4 separate regions of the Homo sapiens genome follow, and all the other regions are linked to region 2. The links are chromatin contacts, found by Hi-C or POLR2A ChIA-PET in ENCODE. All regions are on one chromosome and are shown on one strand. The core of a region is the stretch at or near the end of the contact, and the rest is flanking DNA. Distances in the headings are between cores, read along the strand shown.

Evidence for each region. Hi-C counts contacts between places; a loop is a spot of excess contacts on that map. ChIA-PET counts read pairs that join two places held with the same protein, here RNA polymerase II (POLR2A). Pooled maps may share reads with other maps.
Region 1: a pooled map shows a loop between it and region 2 (7-fold over the local background). The contact joins the enhancer-like site here to the promoter of PGLS in region 2. A Hi-C loop is called at or near these places in 2 of 50 pooled maps. POLR2A ChIA-PET finds 5 or more read pairs at or near these places in 2 of 52 experiments (activated B cell and naive thymus-derived CD4-positive, alpha-beta T cell).
Region 3: a loop to region 2 is called in a pooled map, with 4 times the contacts of the local background. The contact joins the enhancer-like site here to the promoter of PGLS in region 2. A Hi-C loop is called at or near these places in 6 of 50 pooled maps. POLR2A ChIA-PET finds 5 or more read pairs at or near these places in 3 of 52 experiments (activated CD4-positive, alpha-beta T cell, naive thymus-derived CD4-positive, alpha-beta T cell and naive thymus-derived CD8-positive, alpha-beta T cell).
Region 4: a loop to region 2 is called in a pooled map, with 3 times the contacts of the local background. The contact joins the enhancer-like site here to the promoter of PGLS in region 2. A Hi-C loop is called at or near these places in 2 of 50 pooled maps. POLR2A ChIA-PET finds 5 or more read pairs at or near these places in 5 of 52 experiments (CD4-positive, alpha-beta T cell, H1, activated CD8-positive, alpha-beta memory T cell and 1 more).

Annotation. Positions count from the first base shown.
Region 1 is chr19:18,020,246-18,022,945 of GRCh38, reverse strand. No RefSeq gene overlaps it. Among named protein-coding and RNA genes, the nearest start is that of ARRDC2, 13 kb to the right of the region's middle. RefSeq lists enhancers at 209-758, 1,233-1,282. Within about 2 kb of position 1,430, at least 36 of the 41 ENCODE cell types and tissues checked have a DNase peak (open chromatin) inside an H3K27ac peak, as active enhancers do.
Region 2 is chr19:17,510,291-17,512,990 of GRCh38, reverse strand. PGLS (6-phosphogluconolactonase) reads right to left here and starts at 1,342. Exons shown (of 5, transcript NM_012088.3): 1 at 1,031-1,342. The coding sequence starts at 1,318. It overlaps PGLS-DT (PGLS divergent transcript), which reads left to right and starts at 1,102. Exons shown (of 3, transcript NR_147835.1): 1 at 1,102-1,648. RefSeq lists enhancers at 1-524, 355-614, 577-871, 1,365-1,614, 1,182-1,838 and 1 more and silencers at 577-871, 1,115-1,164, 1,175-1,304.
Region 3 is chr19:17,996,450-17,999,149 of GRCh38, reverse strand. KCNN1 (potassium calcium-activated channel subfamily N member 1) reads right to left here. Exons shown (of 10, transcript NM_001386974.1): 10 at 1-998. The coding sequence ends at 744. Among named protein-coding and RNA genes, the nearest start is that of ARRDC2, 10 kb to the left of the region's middle. RefSeq lists a silencer at 1,999-2,248 and an enhancer at 1,863-2,364. Within about 2 kb of position 1,334, at least 4 of the 41 ENCODE cell types and tissues checked have a DNase peak (open chromatin) inside an H3K27ac peak, as active enhancers do.
Region 4 is chr19:17,108,806-17,111,505 of GRCh38, reverse strand. The region is part of intron 2 of MYO9B (myosin IXB); the gene reads right to left. Among named protein-coding and RNA genes, the nearest start is that of SNORA118, 18 kb to the right of the region's middle. RefSeq lists enhancers at 600-1,101, 1,065-1,174. Within about 2 kb of position 1,328, at least 15 of the 41 ENCODE cell types and tissues checked have a DNase peak (open chromatin) inside an H3K27ac peak, as active enhancers do.

The sequences.
Region 1 (2,700 bases), core at 181-2,680, 510 kb before region 2:
AACATGGTGAAACCCCGTCTCTACTAAAAATACAAAAAATTAGGTGGGCGTGGTGGCGTGCGCCTGTAATCCCAGCTACTCAGGAGACTGAGACAGGAGAATCGCTTGAACCCGGGAGGCGGAGGTTGCAGTGAGCCAAGATTGCGCCACTGCACTCCAGCCTGGGCAACAAGAGCAAAACTCCGTCTCAATAAACAAATAAACACATTTGCAGATGCCTCTCTATGCTCCAGCCCCATGGGGCCACTGGGGTGGCTGAGGACACGCCTAGCTCCCACCTGCCTGCTGTGGTTGCACAGGCTGTTCCCTCTGCTTGAAATGCCTTTCCCTAGTTCCTCTTCATCCATCAAAGCCCCAGCTCCAATGTCCTCTCTTTCTGCAAGGCCTCTCAGGACCCTCCAGCCTTCAGCCTTCCCTCTGGTTCCACCCTGACTCCACAGGGATCTGAGGTTGTGTGAGTCCTGCTCTGATCTTCACCAGTGTCCTTGGGACTCTGATCCACTGCCATCATCATGCGTCCAAGATGGTTTTCCTTACTTCTAGGCCTTCTTCCAGGGAGTCTCCAAACTCGTAGCATGATTGGCTCAGGCAGGATCACGTGCCCAGCCCTGACCCAATCCCTGTGCCTGTGATAACAAAAGGCTCCAATTGGCCAAGTGTGGTCACATGACCACACAGGAAACCAGGAAGTGGATCTGGGTCTCAGAAAGTGGGGCAGGGAGCCGGGCACTGTGGCTCACGCCTGTAATCCCAGCACTTTGGCAGGCCGAGGTGGGCAGATCACCTGAGGTCAGGAGTTTGAGACCAGCCTGGCCAACATGGTGAAACCCCATCTCTACTAAAAATACAAAAATTACCTGGGCATAGGGACAGGCGCCGGTAATCCCAGCTACTTGGGAGGCTGAGGCAGGAGGCGGAGATTGCAGTCAGCTGAGATCATGCCACTGCATTCCAGCCTGACGGACAGAGTGAGACCCTGTCTCCAAAAAAAAAAAAAAAAAAAAGGGCAGGGCAGGTAGACATTCCTCCAGACCCCTGTGTTAAGGACTTAGGGATCCCCTTGCCTGTACCATCTTGGCTGGTGGGCCTTGGCGAAGTCACTTGTTCCCTGTGTCTCAGTTTCCCCACTTGTCAATCAGGCCCAGCAGGGTTGAAGTGTTGGAGCACAGGGGGATCCATCCCCTCTCTGATCATTCTTGGGCTGAGTCCTTTTTACCCCGCACCCACGCCCTCATCTTTTATTGTTGTTTTCTGTGGATCCTCCCAGATCGGGCCGCGCAGTCCACCCAGCCCAGCGTGGCAGGCACTGATGGCCACCGGCTGAGTCACCATTTCCTCCTGGCCCCTTGCCCGGGCCCAGTGCTTTCTGGGGACTTTCCTGAACATCAAAAACAAGGTGGGGGGTGGGGGGGTGACTCCCGGGTGAGGGAAGCTAGGGCAGACACGCGTGTGTTTGGATAGGTTTGTGCATACCCTGGCGTGGGTTCAAAGCCCATGTCTGGGCCCCACCTGTAGGATCCAGGCCATAACCGCATCCTCCTAGGAGTTGGGGTACTCCACATGTGAGCACCTGGTGAACACTCTGTGCCCGGCTGCTTGTGCCCGAGTTCACTGGCTGGTGTTTCTATGTTGCTGACAGGCTTATGTGTGTGCGTGTGTGTTTGCACGTGTGTGTGTACATCATGACTGCCCTGTGCCTGGAGCCCAGCGACAGAGAGGCCCAGCCCCTCGCTCAAAAGGTGCATCTGAACTCCAGCCGCCCCTGCCCCTCAATGCACCCAGCTCCTCGCTCAGAAAGGTGGATCTGGTGGAGATAACTCCCTGGGCCAAGGCAGGGGGGCTTGGGAAATCCTGCTGCATTAGGGTGCAGGGGTGGCGGAGGCAGGGTGAGGCAGAGGTGGGGTGGTCAGAACTGTGGATCCACATGGATGAGCCTGGGCGGGCTGAGCTTTGGGAGGAATAGATGTCAATTGTAAAAACCTTCACTAAGCCACCTACTGTGTGTTCAGGGTGCTGGGACACAGTGGGGACCTGGTGTAATAGACACCACATCAACAAACAAGTGAATATGTAACCCCAGGGACATGGGGAGGACCAGGAAATTAAATGCACTGGGGCAGCAGGAGGGGAATTTGGGGTGCCCGGGCCTAGGGACAGAGGGGACTTGCTGAGAAGGTGATGTGAGGTCTCAGATGTGCAGGCGGAGGAGGTCTTGGGGAGATCTAGGGAGACAGAGTGCCAGGTGGAAGGTATGGCTGGTGCAAAGGCCCTGAGGTGGGCACGAACTGGCAGAGGGGCTTTGGCTTCATTCAGGAAGGTCTAACCCCACAGCAGGATGGGGAGCCATCAGGAGGTTGTGCTGGTGGGGCCACCAGGACAAGCTGTCCTGTAACTGGAGCTCAGCAGGAATGCGTCCCCCTCCCACCCCCACCCCCACCCCATCTCTGGCGCTCTTTGCTTGGGACAGAATGTGCTGGGAGGAGAGGCTGGCGGTGGCCGCGCCTGGTGGCTGGAGCGGGGAGGCTGGAGGATTCCTGAACAGTGGCCCGGCTGGGCTGGGCTCCCTGCCAGCGTGGGTGGGAAAACAAGCAGCGGGCGCCCTGACTGCTTGTCACCCCTTGTCCCCCAGCTGGCCGGGCCAGGGCAGGAGGCAGAGATGGTGAGAGAGTCAGGGACCCAAAGAGACAGAGAGATGGTAGC
Region 2 (2,700 bases), core at 93-2,592:
TGCCTTGGGCAGGTAAGCTCACCTCTTCTGGCCTCAGTTTCTCCATCTGTGAAATGAGTGTAACATCTCATAGGCTGTGGTACGGACTCATGAATTGATGCATATAAAGCGTTCAGTAAGCCTTTTCTCTTAATAAAAAACCCACAAAACCATCATCAGCTCAAGATTCTATGCAAAGAGAAGACGGCACACCCAGCATGGGGTGTCCCTTGACGCTGCCAGACTCAAGTGACTTGAGGTTCCTGGCCTTTGAGCCCGCCCCTCCCACTCTTCCCTCGGCCAGGCCAAGGCTCCTCCAAGCCTCAGTTACCCTGTCTTTAAAAGAGCGCGCTCCTCTGATTCTATAGAATCCTGAGGCTCAAAGCCAAAGATGAACAGCCTGGAAGCAGAGCCATCAGAGCGGCAAAGCTGCCCAGGGATCCCCGAGAACTCGCTGGGGTTAGAGATCAGGACCCTGAGATTCAGGCTCTACACCTGATTCCTCGTGCCCCCGTCCGCTACGGGGCTGAGTTATGGGCATCGTTTGACATGGGCCACTCGGATTCCCTTCCAGGCCCTTGCCCGTGCCGTTCCCTCTGCCTGGCCACCGGATGAAGCAGGAAGACGGACTGCAAGTAGACCATTTCTAGCCCTGCCTAGATAAAGGCAGAGGGCGCAGTGAGGTCCTGCGGGACCCACTGTAGGCGGGGTTCAGGAGGCGGGCGAGCCCTGTCGGCTAGACCCCCAGCGGCCCCCGTAGTCGAGGTGCAGGCAGTGGGCGTGACCATCTCGGCATGACCCCCAGTGGCCCCCGTAGCCGAGGGCAACCGGTGGGCGCGGCCCTCTTGGCATGACCCCCAGCGACCCACGTAGCCGAGGTGCAGGCAGTGGGCACGGCCCTCTTGGCATGATACCCAGTGGCCCCCGTAGCCGAGGTGCAGACAGTGGGCGCGGCCCTTTCGGCATGGCCCCCGGCGGCCTCCGTAGCCGGGGTGTAGGCGGTGGCTGTGGCCCTCTCGGCGTGATCCCCGGCGGCCCCCGTAGCTCTCACCCGGTAGAGGCCGTACGTGCTCTCGGCGTGATCGAAGGGCACGAGGCGCTCGTCGCAGAAGCCCAGCGTCCAGCGCGCTAAGCTAGCTGGCCCGGCAGGGGCGACGGCGGCGGGTAGCTCGCGGGCTAGCATCGAGACGAGGCTCCCGCCCGACAGGCCGAGCGCGAAACGGGCGCGGGCCCCTGCCAGGCAGCATGCTGCGCGCTGGGCCACCAGCTGCGCTAGCGCCGCACCCAGCTCCTGGGAACTCGAGAACACCGAGATGAGGCCCGGGGCCGGCGCGGCCATGGCGAGGGCGGCGGCGGGGAGGAGGAAGCGCTCCCTACGGCCGTCGCTAGTACGCCTGCGCAAGGGCCGGCCCTGCCGCTTGGTTTCGAGTACTTTGGGTGATTGTCTTTGGCACATGCGCAGTGAGGCAAGTGAAGCACCGCGAAGGTCGGGCAGTCGGTCCGGCCCTACCCATTGAATCTTTGCCTGCTGTGCCTGAGTCGAAGTGAGTTCGGGAAGCCAGTGCCCGAATGCTCAACCTTGCTGTATCAGGGAGGGCCGGAGAGGGGAGCTCAAGAAGAGGACGTCCTATCGAGGTGGCAGGGATTTTCTGAAGGAGGGCGTATTTTGGTGAGTTTTAAAATTCCTGCACCGCCGGGCGCGGTGGCTGACGCCTGTAATCCCAACACTTTGGGAGGCCGAGGCGGGCGGATCACGAGGTCAGGAGATCGAGACCATCCTGGCTAACACGGTGAAACCCCGTCTCTACTGAAAACACAAAAAATTAACCGGGCGTAGTGGCGGGCGCCTGTAGTCCCAGCTACTCGGGAGGCTGAGGCAGGAGAATCGCTTGAACCGGGGTGGCGGAGGTTGCAGTGAGCCGAGATCGTGCCACTGCACCCCAGCTTGGGCGACAGAGCGAGGCTCCATCTCAAAAAAAAGTAGGGGATGAAAATATGCTTGTTGAATTTTTTTTTTTTTTTTTTTTACATTTTCCGGACGGACGGGCTCTTGCTATATGGTCTAGGCTGATCTTGAACCCCTGGGCTCAAGCGATCTTCCTGCCTCGGCCTCCCAAAGTGGTAGCATTCAGGCGAAAGCCACTGCGCCTGGCCATGCTTGTTGAATTTTTTAAGCTAACCCTCCTAGTGTGGTGGTGTGTCCCTCTGAGTGCCCAGAAAGGCCTCCAATCGAGTTCTTGCCTGGACAGAGGGCTGGAAGGGGAAGAAGGCCTGGTGGGCCTGGGGAGGCTGGGCCACTTCTGAGAGTGGGATATTTCAGTGATGTGTGTAAGCGCAGTTCAACTCACACAGGTAGTGGATTTTAAAATCAGTAGCAAATTAAGAAAACAATTCCATTTACCATAGCATCATAAAGTATAAAGTAGGCATAAATTTAATAAAAGAAGTACAAGACTGTACTTCTTGAGAGCTGTAGCTGGGCTTGGTGGCTCACAGCTGTAATCCCAGCACGTTGGGAAGCCAAGGCTGGACCCGGTGGCAGCTGCCTGTGGTCCCAGCTACTTGGGAGGCTGTGGTGGGAGGATCACTTGAGCCCAGGAGACTAAGGCTGCAGTGAGCTGTGTTCCTGCCATTCCACTCCAGCCTGGGCAATAGAGTGAGACCCTGTCTCGAAACAAGCAAAAGAACTAAAACTTTGGTGAAAAAAAAAATTAAAGATGA
Region 3 (2,700 bases), core at 85-2,584, 490 kb before region 2:
GTCAAGTTCTGATGAGGAATCAGTGTGGTAATTGACATCATCACATTCTCTGTAGACAGCAGGTGCTCAATACAAATCTCACAAAAACCCAAATGACCTTCCTCACCCAGGTCACCTCCCCCATGGGCCCCGCTGGGGCCTGGCACACAGTGGGTGTCCATCAACGCGGTTGGTTGAAGGGGAGCGATGCTTCTGGCCAGGGCTGGGCCATGCTGTCTGAGGGATCTCAGCGCCAGGTGGGGCTGGTACAGGTGTCCCTAGAGAGTTGTCCCTCACTGAGCTCCAGCCCAGAGGGAGAGAGGGCTTCTAGGCTAGGATTCTAGGCTAGGCCGGTGATGGGAACAGGTTTTTCTGATTCCCACATTCATCTTGGTACCCAGGGCTGGAGGTCTACCTCCTGGGACATCACCAGTGCCTTCCAGCCATGCACACAGGCAGCCACTAGGCGGGTCCTGCTTTATTCAGAACCAGCACGGACCCCTCCCCGGGCTGCTCCATGCCCACCGGGGGCCTGGGGAGAGTCGGGGGACCAGGTGACCAGAGGAAGCTCCGGGCTCCCCTGCCCTCACCCATGGTCCAGCCCTGCCCTCTGCCTGGGCAGTCTGGGCGGGGCAGGCCTCAGTCCACTCAGCCTGACTCAGCGTTGGCTTCTTGAACTCCAAGAGGCGCCACTGTACAAGGCTTCCCGGAGGTGGCGGCCACACGATGGCCAAGATTTAGGGGTCTGGTGGCGGGCAGGGCCGTCACCCGCAGTCCGAGGGGGCCACGGGCGTCCACCGGCAGGGGGAGCTCCGGGCTGCCTGGTCTTGGGGGCCGGGGCCGGGCCTGGGAGGCAGGGGAGGCGGGGGTGGGCGTATGGCTTGGGCGATGAGGCCAGGCAGGGCCTGTAGAGAGGCACCCAGCGCATCCAAGCGGCTTTCCAGGGTGGCCAGGCGGGCCTCCAGCTCCTCGTGCTGAGCGTGCAGCTCCGATACAAGGTCGTACATGACGGTCTGGGTCTGCGGGAGACAGAGAGGGGCAGGAGAGAGGCGCCGCTGAGTGAGAGAGGAAAGGACGATACCACGACACCAATGACAGAGAGGGACAGCCCACACGCTCCAGGTGGGTGCCAGCCACTAATGGGGCCCGTGTGAGGGGTGGCTGGGAGGATACCCCCAGCCCCAGAGGTCCCTTGCTGGGCCCAGGGAAGGATTGGAGAGTGGATGAGGGGAGAGACTGGTCTTTTCTTTCTCTCTTTTTTTTTTTTTTCTTTGAGACAGAGACTCCCTCCGTCACCTATGCTGGAGTGCAGTGGCCCAATCTCGGCTCATTACAACCTCCTCTTTCCGGGAGGCGCCCAGCCTAAAAGACAGGTCTTAAATGCCAAGCTCAGCTGGTTGTGGTGGCTCACGCCTGTAATCCCAGCACTTTGGGAGGCCGAGGCAGGCGAATCGCCTGAGGTCAGGAGTTTGAGACCAGCCTGGCCAACATGGTGAAACTTTGTCTCCACTAAAAATACAAAAATTAGCCGGATGTGGTAGCGGGCACCTGTAATCCCCGCTACTCGGGGGGGATGAGGCAGGAGAATCACTTGAACCCAGGAGGTGGAGGTTTCAGTGCGCCTGAGTGACAAGAGGGAAAATCCGTCTCAAGAAAAAGAAAGCAAGCAAGCCAAGCTCAGGGCTGGCAGGCCTGGGAAAGGCCTAGTGAGGTTCTGGGGTGGGGGGACATGCCCAGAGCTGCCCTGGGGGTCTAGTGGCCACAGGGCACACATAGCCACAGGCAGTGCTCAAGTGGTACCCACAGACCTGGGGGATGTTTGGGGCTGACGTTGCTCCAGGCTGGGGAACAGCAGGAGCGTGGGGACATGGCTGCCTAGGAAGAAGAGGAGGGGGGACCCTGTTCAGTCGTGAACTGCCACCCCTCCCATTAGGCTGGGGAGGGGACAGGGGTCTAATGACGAAGGTGACTGCCCTGAGAATCTGACGCAATCACAGACTGGGAACACGACAGCCACAATTACTGTTACAGCAGCCAGTGGGGCATCCCTACCACCTCAACTGCCCGGTTCTGGCACTGTCCCCCTATGGGCAGGGGAGGCCGGCCAGGCAGGGACAGTCCTGGGTGCAGACACCACTCTGGCCACCAGGTGGCACTAGAACATCACTCCACGGCTCTGAGCGCAGCTGGGTCAGGACACCGGTTTGCCACCCCGCGGCGGCCTCCGTGGGAGGATGGAGGCAGTGGTGGAAGGAAGACAGGACAGGACGAGGTGCCCACCCCAGCTCCTCTGTCCTCTCACACCCAGCCTCTTCCTCCCAGCTTCCTCCACTGTGCCCCCTACCCTTTTCCCTCCATCAGTGCAAGGCAGACCCCACTCCGAGTGCAAACACCTTGTGGGGGCCTCCCCTCCTAGCACCACTGACCTTACCCTGGCCTCTCTCAGGCACCACAGTCCCTAGAGCCAGAGGGTGACATCTGGAGGCCAGAGCAGTGTCCAGCCTTCAGGTGGTTCTTTTTAGTCTTTTCTGAGGTTTAAAATTTTTATTTTTATTTTTATTTTTGAGACGAAGTCTCGCTCTTGTTGTCTAGGCTGGAGTGCAGAGGCATGATCTCGGCTCACTGCAACCTCCACCTCCTGGGTTCAAGCGACTCTCCTGCCTCAGCCTCCCAAGTAGCTGAGATTACAGGTGCCCGCTACCACACCCGGCTAATTTTTGT
Region 4 (2,700 bases), core at 79-2,578, 400 kb after region 2:
GGCTGCAGATATAATTTAATTTACAGATTTATAAACTGCAGATATAATTTATACATTTATAAAATGCAGATACAATTTAATCTATATATTTATAAACTGTAGATATAAATATAAGGTATCTATTTATAAATAAGTAAATAGGTAAATTATATCTCCATAAGCTCTTAAACAGGAACCTCAACTTCAGAGGCATGAGAGTTGACACACACCTGGTTCCAGAAACTTCTATCTCTGCCACCCTTGCTGAGCAGCTCGTGTGCCTCAGTTTCCTCACATGTCAGGTGGGGGTGGTCAGTCTGCCCACATCAGGATGTGGTGAGGACGTATGAGATGACGCCCCCAATGCTGGGTGGAGGCTGGCATCCAACTGTGTCTTGCCCGACAGACTCAGGGGGAAAGGACGTGGCCCAGGCAGGTGTCCTTGAGGGCAGAGGTCGAAGTGGATAATGGCACTGTGGTCTAGGTGACCTACCCCAGTGCTGACTGTGGGTGGGGGAACAGAGCTAGTGGCCTGGCTGATGGCAGAGGGGCTGGGGGAGTTGGGGGAAACATGAGACTGGGTTTGTAGGGCCCCTAAGGAGGAGCTCAGGACCCGGTCCAGGTGGGTACGAGTCCTAGGTTCCTTTGCCCCAAGAGGGGGGTCTGGGGCAGTGGCACGTTCAGGACCCTTCCTCAGTCCCTCACTGGAATGTCCTGGGCATCGGCACAACTTCGGGTGAGCTTGGCTCCACCAGCTGGGGGCGTCCCTCTGCGCCCTGCAGCCCATCACTGTCACCGTGTCCCACTGTGGGCCGGGCCACAGGGGCTCCATGGAGTCCAGGGACCCTTGGGACAACAGCCTGACAAGCAAGGATCCTTATTTTATTTCTGCTTTCAGAATGAAAACCCCATGCACGCTGCCAGCTGCCAGCTGCACTTGCTACAGTTCAGGACAGATGAAGGGAACCCCAGCCTTTGGCCCCCTGGACTCAGCCTGCTCTCAGAAGGGCACCGAGGCGAGTGCCTGGTGGATCTGAGGCTGTGGGCAAAGGGAGAGGAGCGTGTTCTGGGTGTGCTTTGCGGCGAGACCCCATGGCCGATGCTGTAAGGTGCTCTATCCACAGCCCCTGGGCTGTCGACGGGCGCCTGCACTGGGAGGCTAGAGGCCATGTGGAAGATGGGGAGACTCATGGCTTCTGCAGCCCCTAGACTTGGTGAAAGGTGATGGCAACAGTTAACTGCAGTGGCGGGCAGATCAGCTGATTGGAACCGGCTTTCCACAGTGCTCCCTTCCTGTTTTTTGGTCAGCATTACACAGCGAGGCTGCAACCCTCGCGGGGGGCGGGGGTCAGGGGGTGCATCCAGCGACACTCAAACCTCAAAACAGCTCAACTTCTCCTTTCGGGGAGCTGAGAAAAAATCCCCAATCGATGCAGCGAGTTGTGCTGATCTCCGGCTTTCTGCAGCCCGGGCGAGAGAGGGGAGAGCAGAGAGGCAGCCTGAACGGGGGGCTGGGGCTCAGGCCGGGTTCAAACCCCGGGTTAGGCTTTGGCTCTCTGCGGTGTGGCCTGGGGAATCTACCTGCAGTGGGTTGACTTGTGGCTTCCCAAAAAAGACATGTCTAAGTCCTTACCCCCAGAACCTGTGACTGTGGCTTTATCTGGAAACGGGGTCTTGGCAGATGTCATGAAGGTAAGTATTTTGAGATGAGGTGATCCCATGAGAGAAAGGCAAGGGAGATTGGACACACACAGGGGAGAAGACCAGGTGACGACGGAGGGAGAGGGCAGAGTGATGCGGCCACAAGCCCAGAGCTCCAAGGATGGCTGAAGCCACCAGAACCCGGGAGAGAGGCCTGGGACAGATTCTCCCTCAGAGCCTCCAGAGGGACCCAGCCCTGCCCACACCTTGATTTTCAACTTCTGGCCTCCAGAACTGTGAGAGAATCAACCCCTGCTGTTTGAGGGCTCCCAGCCCGTAATACTTTGTTATAGACACCTCAGGAAACTCACACATCCACGTGTCTCTCTGGGGCTCAGTTTCCTCATCTTTAAAATGGGCAGAGCTGCCGTGAGGGATTAGAGATGATGGAGGAAAATCACGAAGCCCAAACCCTGATACCCAGTGGGCCTGAGGTCTTATTCCTCTTATTAGAAAATGATGGCCGGGCGCAGTGGCTCATGCTTGTAATCCCAGCACTTTGGGAGGCTGAGGTGGGCGGACCACGAGGTCAGGAGATCGAGACCATTCTGGCTAACACGGTGAAACCCCATCTCTACTAAAAATACAAAAAATTAGCTGGGTGTGGTGGTGAGCACCTGTAGTCCCAGCTACTCAGGAGGCTGAGGCAGGAGAATGGCACGAACCCGGGAGGCAGAACTTGCAGTGAGCCGAGATCGCGCCACTGCACTCCAGCCCGGAGACAGAGAGAAACTCTGTTTCAAAATAAATAAATAAATAAATAAATAAATAAATAAATAAATAAATAAATAAAATTAAAAAAAAGATTCTTGGGGCCAGGCATGGTGGCTCACGCCTATAATCCCAGCACTTTGGGAGGCTGAGGAGGGCAGATTACTTGAGGTCAGGAGTTTGAGACCAGCCTGGCCACTATGGTGAAACCCGTCTCTACTAAAAATACAAACATTAGCCGGGCACGGTGGTGGGCGCCTGTAGTCCCAGCTACTCGGGAGGGCTGAGGCAGGAGAATCAAACCCAGGA